Regions from separate parts of the Homo sapiens genome. Here regions 2 and 3 are each linked to region 1. Evidence: chromatin contacts called from ENCODE Hi-C or POLR2A ChIA-PET data. All regions are on one chromosome and are shown on one strand. The core of a region is the stretch at or near the end of the contact, and the rest is flanking DNA. Distances in the headings are between cores, read along the strand shown.

Region 1 (3,073 bases), core at 371-2,870:
GAGGCTGAGGCAGGAGAATTGCTTGAACCTGGGCGGAGGTTGCGGTGAGCCGAGATCGGGCCACTGCACTCTAGCCTGGGTAACAAGAGCAAAACTCCGTCTCAAAAAATAAAATAAAATAATAAAAATAAAAAGACAAAGAAGATGTTGGTGAGGATGTGGAGAAAAGGAAACTCCTATACACTGTTGGTGAGAAAGTGAAATTAGTATAACCTATGGAAAACAGTGTGGAGAATTCTCAAAGAACTAAAAATAGAATTACCATTTGATAAAGCAATCCTGTTACTGAGTATCTACCCAAAGGAAATCATTATATATATAAAAAAAATACCTGCACTCATATGTTTATCACAGCACTATTCACAATATCACAGGTATGGAATTAACCTAAATGTCCATGAATGGATGAATAAAGAAAATGTGTTATATATACACAATGGAATACTATTCAGCCATAAGAAAGAATGAAATTGTCTTTTGCAGCATCATGGATGGAACTAGTGGCCACTATCTTCAGTGAAACAACTCAGGCACAGAAAGAAAAACACATGTTTTCACTTTAAGTATGAGCTAAAGGATATGTACACATGGATGTAGAGTGTGGGATGATAGACAATGAAGACTCAAAAGGTGTGGGGGGGTTTCAGGGATAATCATAAATTACCTGACTGGTACAATGCATATAACGTACTATAGGGCGTGGATACCTTAAAAGCCTTGACATCACCACTACACAACTGATGCATGTAACAAAATTACACTTGTACCTCATAAATTTATAAAAGTTTTTAAAAGCCAAAAACAAAAGAATTCTAGAAAACTTGTATCTGCCTCTGTGAATGTCACCTCTTCCCAATACTTAAGATCAATAATGATTAGTGGATATTTTCCGTTGGTGCAAAAGTAAGTAATTGCGGCTTTTGCCATTAAAGTAAACCAATATTTTCCAACTGGCCAATACATGATGTTACGAAATCATGCGTGATAAAAGAATCCATTCAAAGTGCAGTGTAGACCAACGGATTTTATGTAATAGAGTAGAAAAAGTTCATCTACGTGGTTTCAGATTGTACACTAACAAAACTATCCCTTGTTCGACTTGTATCTTTATATACTTTAACAAAAACAACATACGCAACAGATTAAACATAGAAGCAGATATGAGAATCCAGCTTTCTAGTAAGTCAGAAAAGACTTAAAAAGCGAAGCCACTCCTTACTAAATTTTTTCTTTTGTAAAATATATGTAATTTTCATTAAAATATTATTTATGTTAACATGTAATGGGAATTTTACGAATCTGTTATTAAAGTGTAAAGCAAAATAAGACTTTTACCATTTCAGTAAAGCAGGGACTAGAACACTTGTAACCTAATTTACATCCCTCCAACCGTTGAGCCATTGGTGTCAAGTATTTTAATTCTCTTTAAAATTTAAAACCTGCAAGCGCGGGAGCTCAGGGACCTGGCCAGGAAGGCCTGAGCTTCCGGGTCATCTTAGCACGCCCCCTCCCGGTGGCCCTTGGCCGGAGCCCTCCGGCGCGGGAGTAACTCCTCGCAGAGGCCTCTGGGAGTTGTAGTTTTTTTGCCTTTGCCTCTCCATGACGCAATTCCTGTGCGACATACGTAGCGGCCGCCATTGTTCCGCGCCGATGGCGAGATCCTTGTTCCTCAGATAGCGTTCATCGCCCGTCGTGGTCAACGGGCCAGCCGAGTCTGGAGTGGTTGCGAACCCTTCTGGCTGCAGATCTGGAGGTGGAGGCAGTACCCTGGACTCTATTCTGCTGCCCCTTCAGGGTTTGGAGGAGCCGGAGGTGCGGAATTCCTCCGGTTTCAAGGCGGCGGGACGGGACAGAACTAATCTGCCTTAGCTCTCTCCTGCTGCTGACCCGGGGCGGTTGCCTGACCCTAACCTGTGTGTTGGTGAGGGTGTGGAGATGGTGAATCCCGTGCTGTGGGAGGGAAGGAGCCTCAGCTCCGAGAATGGCAGGCAGCCCTGGTGCCTCGGACCCTCCCCCTCTGGGTTTGGGGACTGCTGGGTGACCTCTTTCTTCACTGTGCTCTCTCTTCTAGCATCCCTCGCGTCCTGTCACTTCCAGCGAGGCACACAAAACTGACCGTAGGGATGGCCACCAGGGTCCGGACAGCTTCTATTTGGGTGAGTAGGGGTTTTCTTTCATTCTTGAAAAGCTCTCCCTGAATGCCAACGTGTGCGCACTCCATCTACTCCAGTCTGAATTTGCCAGGAGCTTTCTCACCCCACCGCTCTTTTAGGCAACTGGATCGTCATTTATAGCATGTTAGACTTTCCAGAAATGCTTCTTGTCATCCGACTTCCTTTTTTCCTCCTTTCATCAATCTCTTTTCTAACAACTTTGTACGCTGAACTTTGGAGTTAAACAAGGGATACTCACACATCTTTCAGTTTTTTCAGCCTTTATTTACTGAGGGCCTTCTGTATCTGGGATCTTTAAACCTTATTTTGGAAATTACAAACTTTTTTATTCACTTGTTCAACATTTTTTTTTATTGTATTTTGTTTGCTGGACCCTGGGGCAGGTGCTAAAAATGCAAAGATGGGTTGCTTATCATCCCTGTCTTGAAGAACAGTGGTCTAGGAATGGTGGATAAGAAAGACAATGACAAGTTAATGAGTGCTCTGGGAGCAGGCTGTGGAAATACACGGAGACATGCAGGAATGGGTCAGTTTTGGAAGTAAGGACACCCCCTAACCCCTTACTCCCAAATGCTTCAATGATTAAGAGATTCTTAACCTTAGGTTTGAAAGATGACAAACCTAAAGTAGACAAAGGATTAAAACCAGCCTAGGAAAAAGAAGTAACGTGCAAATTTGAGAGGCTTGAAATGACCTCATGTGGTGAACTTTGGGCACTTTAGGGTTGCTAAAATGTTGAGTTTAATGGTGATAGTAGAGTTATATTAAAAAATGAGGCTAGAGCCGTAGGCCTAAGATCATAGAGGGCTTTGAGGACCCCATTAAAAACTTGGATTGTATCACATAGGGCAGGTGGTCCCCAACCCCCACGCTTCAGACTGGTACCAGTCTGTGGTCTG
Region 2 (3,073 bases), core at 297-2,796, 290 kb before region 1:
CCCAGCACTTTCGGAGGCCGAAGCAGGTGAATCACTTTAGTTCAGTTGTTCAAGACCAGCCTGGGCAATATGGCGAAAGCTCATCTCTACTAAAAATACAAAAATTAGCCAGGCATGGTGGCGCACGCCTGTAGTCCCAGCTACTCCGAGGCTGAGGCGGGAGAATCACTTGAACCGGGAGGCAGAGGGTGCAGTGAGCTGAGATCACACCACTGCACCCCAGTCTGGGCCACAGAGCAAGACTCTTATCTCAAAAAAACAAACAAAAAAACAAAAAAAACCAGGTGCAAGCACATTATAAGGGGTGAAATTAACCAAAAAAAAAAAAAAAATTGCTTCCAAACAGCAAATATTTCCCATCCTCGCTCCTTTTTAGAGTATAATGTCGGAGCTAATTCATTAATTTTCAGACAAACTAAACATTTTTGTTGACAGGACCAGCGCATTTCTCTCCCCATACAAAGGCTTCAGAGGAAATCAAACAACCAGATGGTCACTTGGGAGACTGGAGGCAGTGAATGTGGAGGCTGAGGGAACTTTCTCTCACCCGTTGTATGACTTTGTTCAAGTTTTTAGCTTTCCAGGTTTATTAAATAAATAAATATTCTAGGGGCTGGGACTTGAGATCTTTTTTAATATAAGCACTACAGCTATAAATTTCCCTCTGAGTACTGCCTTGGCTGCATCCTAAATACCTTTTGGTGTATTCTATTTTTGTTTCATTTGTCTCAAAACAAGGTCCCCGTTGTAAAGACTTATTTGACCCACCGGTTGCTTTAAGAGTGTGGTGTTTCATGTCCACATATCTGTGAATTTTCCACTTTTCCTTCTATTATTTTTAATTTCGTTCCATTACAGTCAGAAAAGATACTCTGTACGGCAACGAACGTGACAATATTGCATTCTGGAGAGTATATGAACACAACTAACTTATACAGTTGTAACGAAGGCTAAATGATGTGCGTGAATCATGCGCAAGAATCGGTGGGCAGAACACCGAATAAATACCAGTTCTTACATGACATTTCACTCCACGGAAAAATCTGGAGCGCACACTGCACCGCCGCCCGTGTGGCCTGCCCGCAACCCGGTGGCTCTGCCCGGCCCCGGCCCCCGGCCCCGGCCTCAGCCCCGCACCTCGTCTCCGCCCGATGGTCCACTCCCGCTTCCTCAGGAGGACGTGCGGCTCGCCCTCCTCCGCGCCCAGACGCAGGAGCCGTCCCCAGGGCTGCGGCGGCGGCGACTGCTTGCCTTCCTCGGGCCGCTCCATCGGGATTCACATCTGCGGAGACCCCGGAAACGCCCATGGAGACTCCCGACCCCAGAGGCCGAGACTCGGCGCCCGCCCCACCCCGCGGGCCCCGGCCCGGCCGCCCGCGCCCACGCAGCCCCGCAGCCCGGCCTGGACGCCGGCGGGCGCCCCCTCCCACGGCCGCAACCAGGTCCCCCTTCGCCGCCCGCCGCAGCCCCCTCGCCAGCCGCGCTTACCCCCGCCCCGCGCCGAACCCGGAACCGGCTGCGCCGCCGCCGCTGTCAAGAGACATTGCGGCTCCCTCAGCTGATCCGCGGGGCGGGGCCAGAGGCCTCTGCGCCCCGCGATTGGCTGGCGGCGGCGCTCACCAAGAGCGGCAGCTAAAGCGGAGCCGGGAGTGGCCCGCGAGAGTAGGCGCGTGGAGGGCGCTCGGCCATCTTTGATCCTGACCAGGCGACTTCGTCGCCTGCGGATCACGGAAGTGGCTGCGGTCGGCGCCATGTTATGTTGGGGCAGAAGGGACGGGGAACTTCCGGATTGGAAGCCCCAAGGATTCTGAGAGCCCCGCTAATCTGGGGATGACTCCTAGGAGTAGAAGACGGTCCATCTTAGTTGTCACGAGGTAGTGCACGTGGGGACCCTTTCGGGTACAGTTGCACACAGTGGATCACACAGATCCGAAGTCTGAGGCACAGGGCGCGGTCCGCGAGTGGGAGCGGCTGCTTGTGGGCAGGGTGGACGCGGGGCCACGTCTTGGCCGGCGTTTTGCGGGGTCTTCCTGTTCTGAACGCGCGTAACTTTTGCCTCAGTATCTCACTTCTTGGAATCCGGCGGCGTTCACGTGTGTGCTCCAGAGAAGGGCGCCAGAGGGTATTCCCTGAAAGTGAAAGGTCGGCGAAAGAGGAGTAAAGACGGCGAGACGCGTCCACGCAGGGGGAGTCTGTGCGGTTTGGAGGAACGCGCCAATGTCTGCACTCATGAGGAGCCCCCAAGGGCGGTTTTAAGAGGGTGAAGCAGGACCGGGCGCAGTGACTTACGCCTGTAATCTAAGTGCTTTGGAAGGCCTAGGCAGGAGGATCTCGAGCCCAGGAGTTCGAGATTAGCCTGAGACCTCATCGCTACCAAAATAAATAAAGTAGGCATCCATTTGTGTAAAACAAACCATATATACACACATATATACATATATAAACATTTGTATATATAGGTATAGGCATAGTTATCTATACCTTGTAAACCAAAAATAAAATTGTAAGCCTCCCCAACCAACTGAATGAACTGAGTCTCTCAACGCCAAAGTTAATCTGAAAAACCAGTTCAGTCCCTGATGGGAAGCAGGGTTTGGATATGTCCCATTATACTGTCCTCCCTTTGGAATTCAGGTATAACTGACCAGCGTCGACGTTAAAACAGACAACTTAAGGCTGACCAAACGGTCTGTAGCATTAAGATACATCACATGACAAATAGCAGGCCCTGGAAGAAAACGAAGTATTTTACCCTGACATGTATTTATTTAACATAGTTTTACGTAGCCCTGCAAAACTGTCTCCTGGGGGAAATCTACTTTGTAGAGAATCTCCTTCCTTTTCCACATCTTTTCCTGATCCAGGAGAGAATGTAAGACTCTGGCACCTTTTTAACTCTGATAAGAAAAGTTTACCATCTATTCTCTCTGAAGCCTGCTGCCTGGAGCGGCATCTGCATTAGAATGGCCAGAGTGGTGGTGCTCAAGCCTGTAATCCTAGCACTTTGGGAGGCCGAGGTGGGTGGATCGCTTGAGCCCAGGAATTCAGACCATCCTGGGCAACATGGGGAGAC
Region 3 (3,073 bases), core at 232-2,731, 280 kb before region 1:
GCCAACCCCTCTGTGAAGGGAAATGCCTAAAACAGATCTCACTCCGAGATCTTTACTTTCCAGAGAAAGTAAAGAATAACGCATGGGAACATTCCAGAACATGAGGGAATCTCTGCTTATGAATTTAAGGAAAGTGTCTCTGGTGGACGTGGAGAAAAGGGAACCCTCATACACGGTTGGAAGGAATGTAAATTAGTACAACCACTACCGAGAACTGTTTGGAGGTACCTCAGAAAACTAAAAATTGAGCTACCACAAGCTCCAGCAATCCCTGATGGCTAGATACCGGAAAGGGAATCAGCATGTCTAAGAGATGTCTGCACTGCCATGTTTGCTGCAGCACTGTTCACAACAGCCAAGATTTGGAAGCAACCTAAATGTCCATCAACAGATGAATGGATAAGAAAATGCGGCGCCTGTAATCCCAGTACTTTGGGAGGCCCAGGCGGGCGGATCATGAGGTCAGGAGATCGAGACCATCCTGGCTGACACGGTGAAACCCCCGTCTCTACTAAAAATACAAAAAATTAGCCGGGCGTGGTGGCGGGCGCCTGCAGTCCCAGCTACTGGAGAGGCTGAGACAGGAGAATGGCGTGAACCCGGGAGGTGGAGGTTGCAATGAGCTGAGATCGCGCCACTGCACTCCAGCCTGGGCAACAGAGCGAGACTCCGTCTCAAAAAAAAAAAAAAAAAAAGAAAGAAAGAAAGAAAATGCGGCGCATGGCGGGGCACAGCGGCTCATGCCTGTAATCTCAGCACTTTGGGAGGCCGAGGCGGATGGATCACAAGGTCAGGAGTTCAAGACCAGCCTGGCCAAGATGGTGAAACCCCATCTCTACTACAAATACAAAAATTAGCTGGGCGTGGTGGCGGGAGCCTGTAATCCCAGCTACCCTGGAGGCTGAGGCAGGAGAATCGCTTGAACCCGGGAGGCGGCGGTTGCAGTGAGCCGAAACCACCTCCAGCCTGGGCGACAGAAACAGACTCTGTCTCAGAGAAAAAAAAAAAAAAAGCGAAAAAACGTTATTTATTTATTTATTTATTTAGAGACGGAGTCTTGCTCAAGTTGCCCAGGCTGGAGTGCAATGGCACGATCTCGGCTCACTGCAACCTCGGCCACCCAGGTTCAAGCAATTCCCCTGCCTCAGCCTCCTGAGTAGCTGGGATTACAGGCGCGCGGCACCACGCCCGGCTAATTTTTGTATTTTTAGTAGAGACTGGATTTCACCTTGTTGGCCAGGCTGGTCTGGATATCCTGACCTCATGATCTACCCGCCTCGGCCTCCCAAAGTGCTGGGATTACAGGCGAGAGCCACCGCGCCCGGCCTATAAAAACATTTTTAAAAAAGGACAATGACTCTAGAGATTCCCCGGCAGAGTTCCTCTGGGAAGCTTTTCCTCACCGAAGACGCGGCCTCAAGTCATCCCCAAGCCGGGGCTCCTGGGTGGCTTCTCAGGAAGCCAAGCTCCCTCACCCTGTGGCGACGCCGCGGGCGGAATGCGCATGCGCGCCACGAGCCACAATCGTAGGGTTGGGCGCGCCCTGCCGGCCACCAGGGGCAGCGCAGGAGCTGAGCGCACCCCATCAGCGAAAGAAGCGCGCCTCCCCGCTCTTTTCTGAACCGTATCTCCTAAACTATAATTTTGGAGATCAAAAGTGCGGTGGAGCCTCCTCTTCTGTGGCTTGATAGGAGTGGGGGAGGTAACAAGAAGCAAAAGTACAAAGCCAATATATTAAAGTCAACTGAAACTGGAAAACTTTAAAGGCCTACCGTTTGCAATAAAACAACAAAAAGAAATCCTTGGATACAACAAATCCAAGAAATCCTTGCTCTAACAAAATATGAAACCATCTGTATCCAGAAAACTATGAAACACTATTAAAAGAAAACGTAGGCCGGCGCAGTGGCTCACACCTGTAATCCCAGCACTCCGGAAGGTCCGGAGCACAGAGGGCTCGCCTGAGGTCAGGAGTCCAGAGGAGCCTGGGAAATATGGCCAAGCCCTGTCGTTACTAAAAATACAAAAATTAGACTGGCTTGGTGGTGTGCGGCTGTAGTCCCGGCTACTCGGGAGGCTGAGATGGAAGGATGGCTTGAGCCCTGGAGAGGGAGGTTGCAGTGAGCCATGATGGGGCCACTGCACTCCAGCCGGGGGAACAGAGGGAGACTCTATCTTAAGGGAGGGAGGGAGGGAAGGAAGGAAGGAAAGGAGGGACGGAAAAGAAAGAGAGAGAAAGAGAGAAAAAAAAGGAAAACATAACCGGAGCATACTCCTTTTTCATTATTGTAGTCACAATATTGCTAAGATGTCAATTCTTCCCAACTGTAGAGTTGGTGCCGCTCCGACAAAAATCCCCGCAATTAATTTCGTAGATGTTGACAAACTGTTTGTAAACCTAGAATTGTAAATACAACCCTGAATAATAATGAACTTGAAGAACTCAACTTCCAAATCCAAAACTTCTAAAAGCTACCAAAAGAGCACTATCTTTGCAAAAGAATGGGCATTCTTTCACATGAACAATATCATTTTATCTTATTTTTAATTTTTTTTCAGGGTGTTGCTGTCACCCAGGCTGGAGTGCACTGGCACCATTATAGCTCACTGAAGCCTCGAATTCCTAGGATCAAGGGATCCTCCCACCTCAGCCTCCTGAGTAGCTGTTACTATAGGTGCCACCACGCCTGGCTGGAACAATATCATTTAAACTAAGCTTACATAGAATGTATTAATAATACAATCACAGGCAAGGACCCTTGCTTCAAACGTGTTAGGAAGCTGCAGAATTGAGGCCAGCCAAAACAGAGAGATTAAATCACATACATTTCTAGCTTTAATTTTCTTCCTATTTTCGCAGATCATGATTTTCATAATGATAATACATGAAGTGGTCCTTATAATAAGTAGATTCTATAGAGATGTGTATTGTATCAGCAGATGTCCGGTGTAGAATGCCACTTCCATCACAGCTTCTGAACACACAATGCTATCTACAATCGATTAAAAAATATATTTCAAAAGCCAGTTTCCCCAATATAACTAACTTCAGCATTCACTGATGTACTGAAAA

The links. Hi-C counts contacts between places; a loop is a spot of excess contacts on that map. ChIA-PET counts read pairs that join two places held with the same protein, here RNA polymerase II (POLR2A). Pooled maps may share reads with other maps.
Region 2: a map of naive thymus-derived CD4-positive, alpha-beta T cell shows a loop between it and region 1 (24-fold over the local background). The contact joins the promoter of CHFR here to the promoter of ZNF268 in region 1. A Hi-C loop is called at or near these places in 3 of 168 maps with a recorded cell type or tissue (CD4-positive, alpha-beta memory T cell and naive thymus-derived CD4-positive, alpha-beta T cell), 14 of 37 single-sample maps with no recorded cell type and 16 of 50 pooled maps. POLR2A ChIA-PET finds 5 or more read pairs at or near these places in 2 of 52 experiments (CD4-positive, alpha-beta T cell and activated B cell).
Region 3: a loop to region 1 is called in a pooled map, with 2.5 times the contacts of the local background. The contact joins the enhancer-like site here to the promoter of ZNF268 in region 1. A Hi-C loop is called at or near these places in 4 of 168 maps with a recorded cell type or tissue (B cell, CD4-positive, alpha-beta memory T cell, naive thymus-derived CD4-positive, alpha-beta T cell and 1 more), 8 of 37 single-sample maps with no recorded cell type and 13 of 50 pooled maps. POLR2A ChIA-PET finds 5 or more read pairs at or near these places in 3 of 52 experiments (A549 and activated naive CD4-positive, alpha-beta T cell).

The regions. Positions count from the first base shown.
Region 1 is chr12:133,179,875-133,182,947 of GRCh38, forward strand. ZNF268 (zinc finger protein 268) reads left to right here and starts at 1,621. Exons shown (of 6, transcript NM_003415.3): 1 at 1,621-1,812; 2 at 2,072-2,156. The coding sequence starts at 2,124. RefSeq lists enhancers at 1,339-1,863, 1,459-1,768, 1,809-2,008.
Region 2 is chr12:132,886,059-132,889,131 of GRCh38, forward strand. It overlaps CHFR (checkpoint with forkhead and ring finger domains), which reads right to left and starts at 1,547. Exons shown (of 18, transcript NM_001161346.2): 1 at 1,489-1,547; 2 at 1,138-1,282. The coding sequence starts at 1,270. CHFR-DT (CHFR divergent transcript) reads left to right here and starts at 1,784. Exons shown (of 2, transcript NR_110919.1): 1 at 1,784-1,874; 2 at 2,062-2,513. RefSeq lists a silencer at 1,404-1,523 and enhancers at 1,594-2,003, 2,340-3,073.
Region 3 is chr12:132,903,395-132,906,467 of GRCh38, forward strand. No RefSeq gene overlaps it. Among named protein-coding and RNA genes, the nearest start is that of CHFR-DT, 17 kb to the left of the region's middle. Within about 2 kb of position 1,482, at least 2 of the 41 ENCODE cell types and tissues checked have a DNase peak (open chromatin) inside an H3K27ac peak, as active enhancers do.